Regions from separate parts of the Homo sapiens genome. Here region 2 is linked to region 1. A link is an interaction called in ENCODE POLR2A ChIA-PET data of the cell type or tissue named here. Cell type or tissue: HCT116. All regions are shown on one strand. Each heading gives the region's core, and the rest is flanking DNA. Links, peaks and the distances in the headings are about the cores only.

Region 1 (5,390 bases), core at 216-5,215:
TGCCTGTATCCACTGCAAGATGAACATTTTCAGGATATTAAAAATAAAAGTGTAATTGAAGTAAATACACTGGATTTTCTTTTATATTCAGGAAGCAGTGTCATCTTCTTATGTTTTGTTATTGAAATAAAAGATTACATGCAACAAAGCTTAGAACCATATTACTGTGATTCGTAGGAGAAACTTCTCTGATATTTGTCCTAATGCTAAGGAAATTATGCTTTTTTTCAAAATGTATTTTATCTTTTTTATTGTATAACTATTTTAATATTAATAAAAATTAAGGTTGAAGTATAATAGTTACAAGAACTTTTTTAAATATCAAGAATCTTACTACAATTATCAAGAATGCTTGTTGCATACATTCTTGGATTTTGGAGTTGTTTCCATCAAAGCTGTTTTTAATTAAATATTGAGGTATTTACCTTTTCTTTACTATTTTCCCAAATGGCATGCTGGCCTTTCAGGCCAAAGTGGAAATGGAGTTTTTTCTCTTTTAAAAATTCTTCTTGTAGTTTTCCGAGAGACTTCTTGGTGTATTTGTTATCTGACTTCATGAGTCAACTAGAAAGCTCATAACTGAATTTGCTATCCACTTTTAACAGTTTTGGTGTATTAACTTTATTACAAGCTTGACTTTACTATTCTACTTATGCTTTCTTGAATTTATATATTTATTTTATCATATTATACTGTTTATGTTTGTTTTTGGTGGGACGGGATCTCACTCTGTCACCCAGGCTGGAGTGCAGTGGCATAGTCATTCTCAGTGTCCCAAGTAGGTAGGACTGTAGGCGCATGTCACAATACCCAGCTAATGTTTTAACAATTTTTTGTAGAGATGGGGTTTATTTGTATTTTTAATGCTACCTCAAGAAGACAGTGTATAGTCACTTTTGCTATAACATGACATGTTCCTAAAAGTGACTGTGCTATGCAATGCTACATAATAAAAAGCACAGGGCTTATGAGAGAAATCAGATTATGAAAATAAAATTTAAAAGTTTTGTCAGTGACATATTTAGAAAAAGATACAAATCAAATCAAAGGTTAGTAGAGTTTTACACATTAAATGGTTAAGGAAAGCATAGTACAATAAATATGACACTTTACCTTGGGAAAGACCTGAAGTTTGTTCTTAGAAGTGGGACTCAGAAGGGTTGCAGCTTGTGAGTTATTGTAAAGTGGTGAAAGAAAGATGATCTGAAATAGTATGGAAAGATATAATACCAGATAAGGATGGGTGGGGTTGATGATACATAGTAGATGTTTGAGGTATATGCGTTTTGTTCAGTTGGCCTGTATATTAGTTGGTTCTCACACTGCTATAAAGAAATATCTGAGACTGGGTGATTTATAAAGAAAAGAGGTTTAATTGGCTCATGGTTCTGCAGGCTGTACGGTTAGCATGGCTGGGGAGGCCTCAGGAAACTTCCAATTATGGCAGTAGGTGAAGGGGAAGCTGGCATGGCTTACATGGCTGGAGCAGGAGAAAGAGAGAAGGGGGAGGTGCTTCACACTTTAAACAACCAGATCTAGTGAAAATTACTATCATGAGAACATCAAGATGGAAATCTGCACCTATAATCCAATCACCTCCCAACAGGTCCCTCCTCCAACATTGGGGACATGAGACTTGGTCAGGGACACAAATCCAAACCATATCAGCCTGGTTTCGGTTTTCTGCATTCACCTAGCATTTTTTGGTAGATAAAATCATGCAGAAACAAAAGTGACATATTCAACAAAAGTGTTCTATTCACGTTTTTCCCTAATATATCAAATGCATTGGAACAAATTTGCTTTTTCAAAAGAAGCCTAATAAAAGAACTGTATAAATAAACATATGTCTTGAGGAGAGCTATTAACTTTTTGTCACAGCATGTCATTGCCACCTCTTTTTCTGTTTTTTGTAACAAATACTGCAACTTTTTTGTTTAAAGTTCACAAAATTCTTTTTTTTTTTTTTTTTTTACATTAAGTTCTGGGATACATGTGCTGAACATGGAGGTTTGTTACATAGGTATACATGTGCCATGGTGTTTTGCTGTACCTATCAACCCGTCATCTAGGTTTTAAGCCCTGCATGCATTAGGTATTTGTCCTAATGCTCTCCCTCCCCTTCCCCCACCCCCACCTCTCTTTCTTCATATGATTCACACTATGTTGTTTCTGAAAAGTCCAGATGACCCATGGAGTGTTTTCTTTGTAGGAAACTACATTCTGAATTACGTGGCATCACAGCCCAAGCTGGCTCCCTTTGTCATCCAAGCTCTTATTCAAGTCATTGCTAAAATCACTAAGTTGGGGTGGTTTGAGGTTCAGAAAGACCAATTTGTCTTCAGAGAAATTATTGCTGATGTGAAGAAGTTTCTCCAGGTAAGAAGTCATTGCTACATGGTTAGAACATCACTACTTGCTTTTTTTGGTTTAGAATACTGCTCTTCTTAAAGCGATATAGTTTGTTTTGTGACTACCAGTACCATGTTAATTATGATTTATTATTTATCCTCTGGATCCTTTATCATTTATTGTTAGTAAATGAGGATCGTGCTGTTACATAATTTCCAAATCAGAAGAATGTAAATAATCATGTTTTCTAATTTCAAAATGTGTGTACATTTATGACACATATGTCTATGTACTGTATATATAAAACATGTATATAATGCTTTTCATAGATTATGTAATTAAATGTTCATCACAACCTAAAATGAAATAGATTTTATTTTGTAAACAAGAAAACAGGCTTAGAGGGGTTAAATAATTTCTGTAAGATTGCATAGTGACTGATTAACGCATACAGCTAGCATTTAATAAGCCTCCAACTTACGATAAATTTTTTAATTTTTTAATTTTTACACTATACCACATTGACTATATCAGTTTCTCAAGAATGTTTTCAATTTCATCATTACACATTGTATATAGGTATCAAATAGGTACAGCTATTATATATCAATAAAGAATAGTTATTTTAAAAACAATATTTTTAACCTAAGTGATTAAAATAAAGTCATAGTATATGCACATTTAACTTACATAAATTCAGATATATGGACAGCCAAAAAAAAAAACCAAACCAAACCAAAACAAAATAAACAGAGGCAAGAAAACATTAAACTAAATCATGCCAGTGATTCCATGTCCTGGGCTGATTTAGGGAAACCTGAATCTGCTCTTGTTTCCTGTTTACTCTTACTCAGGATGACTGTCATGCCTTGCTCAGTATGATTCAGATATTTGAAGATATATGTATATATTTTTTCATACAAACGTAATTCCCAAGTAGAAGAGAACTATTTTATCTGATGTCCAGCTAAAGAAACATGATCTGGACTGGGCGTGGTGGCTCATGCCTGTAATCCCAGCACTTTGGGAGGCCAAGGCGTGCGGATCATGAGGTCAGGAGATCGAGACCATCCTGGCTAACACGGTGAAACCCTGTCTCTACTAAAAACACAAAAAATTAGCTGGGCGTGGTGGCGGGCGCCTGTAGTCCCAGCTACTCGGGAGGCTGAGGCAGGAGAATGGCGTGAACCCGGTAGACGGAGCTTGCAGTGAGCGGAGATTGCGCCACTGCACTCCAGCCTGGGCAACAGAGCAAGACTCCGTCTCAAAAAAAAAAAAAAGAAAAATCCATGCTCTGTTAGTATTCTTGAGGAAAAATTGGCAGTTTTGATTAATAGATGGTTCAGTTTTGGTTCATGGTTGAGTATGGGCAATTTTGACTTTCGGAGATTTTACTTTTATGCAGTAACTTTAAAATTCAACCCCTGTCTAAGATATAACTTCATCATATAGTGCAGTGCTGGAAACCTCAGAATATGAAATGCTAGGTTATGCTGCTTCTGTCTTATCTATGTTGTTAAAACCTGGTTAACAAATATTTGATCATTTAGAACTCCACAGGAATAAGTGTTCTTAGCTCTGAGGAGATCAGTTTATACTAGGGCAGAAGGATAGTTTATTCAGGACAAGTATGAGCTTCACACTTCAGAGTTGCATTTGTAAGTTTGGCAAGCACAGTAGCATCCCCCTTTTGTCTTTTACTAAGATTGTTCATCAAGATTTATTTGAGTAGACAAGAGGCGACCATGCAGTTCTTTAAAAATAAAGTCAGGGTTGAAATTGAATGAAATTCTTGTTGGCTAACATTTCTCAAGCTCCCTCTTTAGTGGCCAGTAAGCTCAACTTAAGTTGGGATTCAATGTACCTTTACCAGTTCTGGAAGACCAAAAGAAACAACATGTTTTAGCTTGAAAGTTTATTATATAATAGTATCACCATAGAATAGTTAGTACGTGTTTTTTATATATATATATATATATATGGCTTGACCTAACCCTGCATCATGAGAAAGTCAATTTTGGCTTTAGTGTTTTAGTTTTCTAGAATATTATCATATGGTTCCTTTGAGTATTAGCAGCTTTTGTGAATTTTGTCCTAAAAGTTATTTTAAGTTTGTCACATCTTTAACAGCCTGAACTTTTGTGCATTCTCTTTTTTCTATTATTATGGCCCTCTTGCTGCCACACTCCAAACATACTTATGTGTCTCCTTTCTACTGATATACTCAGGAGATCCTACTGTCATTTAGGGCAGTGCTATTCAAATTACCGGTCTTCAGCAAGATAAGGAGCTTATGTAAGACTGTAAATGAACATAGTGCCTTCTTCATTGAGAAAGACTTGCTATGACAAAAAAGCCAGCTGACCTAGTGTACTTTGTGACTTAGCTGTTTTATAATCTGTTACATGCTCTTTATTTTGTCATGGACGAGTAACAAACTATTTTCAAATTAGAATTGAGTTTGTAGGTCATCAATCAGCTGGTTCTAGCAATTGGTCAGGGTACCACACTTTGGGGAACATTAACCTGGTGTACACATAGGATGGATGTTTCAGTGTGTAGGAAATCTGGAGCTCAGTTCAGACACTCAGACTGTCTTGAAAGGCCATAAATAATTAAAATGCAAAAATTGTGAGACCTTTTTTTGTTCTGAGATAATTTGAATTTAATTACATCCAGTGATAATGGAATTCTGTGATAGTTAAAAGGAATGACCAACTATAAAATTAAGATTTGAAAAGTGTATCTATCTTCTGTGTCAGTTTTTAAAAATGATTGCAATGTAATTGGATGCTGCATTTATGATTTTCATAATTCCAGTATGATTTCACACAAGGGTAGTTTGTTAGTAATGTGCATATAAAGTCTGAATTTTAATGATGGAAAATTTGAGATTAAATTGGAAGCTGATTAAATTAAAAACATTATATAGATAGTCATGTATTTATCTCATTGCATTGTGTACTTTACATGCCATCATTATAGGTATGTAACAATTTCATATACATGCACAATTAATGTTAAAAGAGCCTAAGTGA
Region 2 (5,390 bases), core at 229-5,228, 57 kb before region 1:
TGCTTTCTTAAAGCACACTGTAGAATCATTTACTTGATGCTGGAGAATAAGTTAATTATGGATTCCTTGTATATGACTAATGGATTTAATAATCACTTTACTGTAGAATTAACTTATACTTCCCTGTGCTTATAGCACTAATGATGATATTCATAAAAGTTATATTCTTTAAAAAATGTAAGATTGGCACAAAAAGAGAAACCAGTGTACAACTTGGTTTTCGAGCCAGCAGTTGTAAATAGATAGTTCAGAGTCATCAAGGCCCTCCTCTTGCTCTGTAATAAATCACACATACCCTCTCCACCTCCCACCCCTGCCACCAACCCTGCCTCCATTGGCTTTATTAAGGGAATTTATTTTATTTAAGGGAAAACGAAATGCTTGCCAGATACATTTAGTGAAGCTCCTGACTTTTTTAACCTCGGTTGTGGGTTACAATGAGGATTCTTCAGTTACATCCACTTGATGAAGCTCTGGGAATCCCCATATGTGCTAAGATCACGTTGGGATGCCCCAGTCCCTCTGCTTGTCCTAGTTTCAGTCCGTTGAAGCCACTCACTTTTCTCCTTCAGCCAGAACAAACACTAGTGGAAGGCCTAGCAATACTGTTCTTTATTTAAGGAGGAGAGTCCCTAGCACTGCCTTTCCTGTCTTTTACCCTTCCTTACCACCATCACCACCACTATCATCATCACCACCACCACCACCATCACCATCACCACCACCACCATCACCACCACCATCACCATCATCACCACCACCACCACCACTACCACCACTACCATCATCATCATCACCATCACCACCATCACCACCACCATCATCACCATTACCATCACCACCACCACCACCATCATCATGATCATCATCTGGGTTATTCTTTCCTCATGGAATTAAATGATGGAAGACCTAGATTTTATTTCCAGTTCTGTCGGTTTATAGCAAGGCTTGACCTTGGGTTATTAAACCTCTCCCAACCTGCTCCATGGCTCTAAAATGGGAAAACCGATTACTTCCCTCTGACTCTGAATGTGCTTTGTCCACTGTTCAGTCCTAAATACAGGCAGTGAATTATTACAGTGCTCTCTCCTATCCAAACAGACGTCACCCACCCCTTTGTAAAACACTCTGCCATTTTGGGCATGGAGATTTAAAAATCCTGGAAGAAAAGAATTAAGGCTTGTGCTCTGGTATAAGCCTTCTTGTACAGAGCTGTTCAAGAAGTATATGTTTACTAAGTATATGCTGATAAATTGACTGAATGCATGTAAATTCTTAATTCACTCTCTGAGGACCTGAGGAATTGTAATTTTCTTTAGGTCAGAGACCTGTAGCTCTTGCTGGGAAGCCTTGAATCACTGTCTTTCTGCCTCACATCCCCCACCAATGGCTCCCAGCATCATGCTTTGCAGAGTGCAAGGTCACAAATAGTGAGAACGGACTGCCAGGAAATGGGATCTGGCCCCCCGTGGGGACTCAAGACACCTAAGGGCACCATAGACTTCCCCTCTTCTGGTTTCTTCAAGGTGTTCGATATTGGATATCTCTTTTCCTCCTTAGCATTATAAAATACTAAATTGCTTTGACAAGACAGAAATCCACATTTGTTTTATTAGAACTTACTTAACATATTAAAGGGAAATGTTTAAGCTAAAATTTCAAGATTTCACTCAGACCTTCTTTGGGTAATTAAATGTCACTGGTAAACAGGAGGCTGCACTGAATGTCCTGATCTCTGTTAATACCTAAACTTTTGCTGTTGTTTAATGAGCTTCATTTATAACACACATGCCCACTACAGCCCCCCTCTCAGGCCACAGTCCAGTCACTTCCATGGCAATTGGGATGATTTGTTCCTAGTCTGTTTATTCATTTAAAAAATACTCAGAATACTTCCTGAAAATCCTTATTCTCATCGAAAATATGTAACCCTGAAAAGCCCTTGTCCAAATTCGTGCCCTTTTCTCTTCACTCACAACCTTTAGCTTTTGGTCTAAAACAGTGCTTCAGGGACCACCATGTGCATACACGTCACCTGGGGATCTGTGCACGGTCTGACTCAGGTGGGGCCCAGATTCTGCATTTCCAGCAAGCTCCCAAGAGGAGCCAAAACTTGGTCCCAGTCCACACTTTCAGTAGCAAGAACCTAAACTTTTTGTGGATCAGCCTCAAAATAATTCCTGTTTAATTTTACACCAAGAAAATCCACATTATACTTACATAATTTTGTAATGCAAGAGAAACAAATGTTTAAGCTGAGCAATTTCTACACCACAAAAATAATTCTATTATTCTTTTTCTCTTGAAATACCAAAACCCATCATCTTTCATTTCTATCTCCACTTTATCTCCATTTCAGCCTCATATTCCCTTCTCCTATTTCAACCTGCTCCACAAGCAGAAGGCAAACTAAATACATTGAGTGTTACACAAGCACAACTGCACCCCAGATTTTCAGGTGTCGTTTGCCTTTCAAATATTAAATAATATCTAAAATGTCTTGAGCTTATGTAAAACTTTATGCCTTACAAAGGGCTTGCATACACTTATTTCATAAAAATAAGTTCATGTCTGGGAAGAGATGGAATAATGGAGTTTTAAAAAAAGGTAGATGTACTTTGGAGTGAGATTCACAAATCCTGTCTCTGCTAAGAAGTCAATCTTGGGCAAATTACTTAACCTCTTTGCTTATATTTTCTCATCTGTCAAACAGGGTATGTAATAGTGGCATCATGAGCTAGCTATTTGGACAAAGGTTATAGTTGGAAGATTTCAGAGAAAACCGAATGGCCAATACTTGGAACCTAGAGGGCCTTTGGTATGTGTCCCCTCGATACCCACATCAGCCTGTTCCTCTAATTCTACTTCCTGTGCAGGGGTTTTTCAATGCACTCTGTTCTGGGGTACCTGTCCTTCTCCAGGATAGCACCTAGAGTCTAACACCATCGCTTCCTTTCCTCTTTATCTGCAGACCTTTCCAATTCCTCTATAAAACCTGCCGCTTTTGTGAAACATGCAGTGGTATTTGACACCTAGGTTTCAAGTGATCAAACAAGACATGATGACAAATCTAAGAAAAATGACACCAACCCTTTGAAGGAAACCAAAATCAATTCTCTTTCCCCCTCTTCTTCGAGCTCCCCTCTTTTTCCACTGTTATCTTACCTCATCTATCATACTTAGACAGAAATCTGTATGTCTAGTTTCAATCACCGTTTCTCAGGCAACAGCCAAGCCACTTAGCAAGAGTCTAAAGCAAGCCAATATAATATTCTGCCCAGAGTAATATTCGGCCAAAGGTTACTGTGCCAGAGTAGGTTAATTATTCTAAGAGGACTTACTTTTACTATAATTATTGGTCACTATGAACTAATTAAAAAAAAACCCTGCTGTTTATTAAGTGCCTCTGTATCCCCTAGAAGCTTTTACATATGTATCTCATTTCATCCTCATTACAATTCAGTGAAAGATTTTTCAATTTTAAGGAAGTTTTAAGATCAAGTCGGTGAAATTACTTAAGGTCACAAGTTAGTGACAGGCAAGTCAAGATTCAAACAAAGCCATAGGCGATTGTCTGATTGTGTTTTGTTACTGTTGCTTTTAATTTAAAAATTAGGTTTAGCCAAGTAACATGTGCACTATCTGAAGGTAACATCTCCCAAATAGGTCAGTTTCCCCACAGAAGGATTCTCCCAGTTTCTCACTTGGAAGATGTAGACCTGGCTGCCAGCATTCTGGGAGCCCCCAGGGAAATGGCCTGAGGTCTCCCTGTTCAGTCCACTGACTTCCCCTTAATCTCCTGGTCCAGCATCTTATCACTGGCCCAAACTGAGCAAATCTTACAAGAAATTAAACTCCTTGTCTTTTTTTTTTCTTTTTCTCATTCTTTTGAACGAGATACCTGCAAAGGAATCTTACTTTTCTATATAGCAATTTTCAAAACATCCCGTTTTCAGGCCCAGTCCACAACCCTGCCTCCAGGGGCTCATATCGCTTTCACGTCTTGACATTCGGAAGTTCTGCAGTGCAACATGGCTGGCCTCTTGTCATCTTCTCCCGTGATGGATCTCTAGGTCTGCCCTGTCCCTGCTGTACTAAATCAGTTACCACCTATTCATTTGCTTTCCAGCTTCCAAACATTGTGTTGAGTTCCCCCATTTGCCGTGGAGCCCTCTCCTGTTCTCTTTGCCTTTATTAGTTTGTATTTTTCAAATTCCTTCGGTATCATTTTAGTGGAGTTTGAGGAGAAAACCGCAATACATGTGAGAACTCTTTTACCATGTTTAAAAAGAAGTCCTATCCTCTATTATTGGTAATAGTTATTTTATTTTATTTTATTAAAATTTTTTTTATTTACATTTTTTTTCTTTTTGAGACAGAGTCTTGCTCTGTCGCCCAGGCTGGAGTGCAGTGGTGTGATCTCGGCTCACTGCAACTTCCACTTCCCGGGTTCAAGCGATTCTCCTGCCTCAGCCTCCTGAGTAGCTGGGATTACAGGCACATGCCACCATGCCAGGCTAATTTTTCTGTATTTTTAGTAGCGATGGGATTTCACAATGTTGGGCAGGCTGGTCTCAAACTCCTGACCTCAGGTGATCCACTGCCTCAGCCTCCCGAAGTGCTGGGATTACGGACATGAGCCACCATGCCCAGTCGCTTAGTAGTTATTTTAGAGTCATGGTGTGTTAAATAATGCCCAGAACCTCACTTGACCCCCAAACCCAAATAAACAGAAGCCAGTTAAGTTGGGCCATAGATACTTTCTAGTATTTCATAAAATAGTAGCCTAAATGTATTGGACATGTTAGTCTTATGACTAAGAAGAAAAAAAGGAAGGAAGAAAGCAGGAAGAAAGAGAGAGGGAAGGAGGTTTAAAAAAAAAAGGAATGGAAAATAGCTCCCTAACAATTTTTAAATCATACATGATAATAAACTTTATATTTTACATAATTTTTCTTTATTAATACTTCTTGGACTTCACTATAAAACAATTTTATTCTCATACAATAACTCTCTCAGGGTTTGGCTTCCAGAACGAATCAGAAGGCAAAAACTACAATTCTACTGTCAAGATTATAGTTTGCTTTAAACCCAAAAGCTGTCTTTTAAAAAATTGCATCCCAGAAGAGCATTTTTGGATTTTTAAATATCCTATTTATCCTCTCTAAACTTGGAATCTGATGTCAACATTGGCTTGAAATCATCTGTGGCAGATTTATAATTTTTCTGGAAGGGAAAGAGGGAAAAACAAGATGAAAAAATGGGGATGTTTTTTCTTTTGGCTTAAAACCAAAGATTCAAAGCTGGTATGAATGAATGGCTTGGAATGAAGCTTCTGGTGAACATAGTGGTGTTTGCAGCCCTGCTACAACCTTTACATGGTTTGCAGT

Evidence for each region. ChIA-PET counts read pairs that join two places held together with the same protein. Peaks named below come from ENCODE experiments on the same cell type or tissue, not always from the same donor. Only the 100,000 strongest peaks of a DNase experiment are listed, where the experiment ranks them.
Region 2: POLR2A ChIA-PET joins it to region 1 with 5 read pairs; 5 of 35 experiments call an interaction of 5 or more read pairs at or near these places.

What each region holds. Positions count from the first base shown.
Region 1 is chr5:170,890,175-170,895,564 of GRCh38, forward strand. RANBP17 (RAN binding protein 17) reads left to right here. Exons shown (of 28, transcript NM_022897.5): 4 at 2,213-2,379. Among named protein-coding and RNA genes, the nearest start is that of RANBP17, 31 kb to the left of the region's middle. In HCT116, for the core only: no CTCF peak of the experiment used is centred there; no DNase peak of the experiment used is centred there.
Region 2 is chr5:170,833,363-170,838,752 of GRCh38, forward strand. No RefSeq gene overlaps it. Among named protein-coding and RNA genes, the nearest start is that of RANBP17, 26 kb to the right of the region's middle. In HCT116, for the core only: no CTCF peak of the experiment used is centred there; a DNase peak (open chromatin) is centred at 3,045.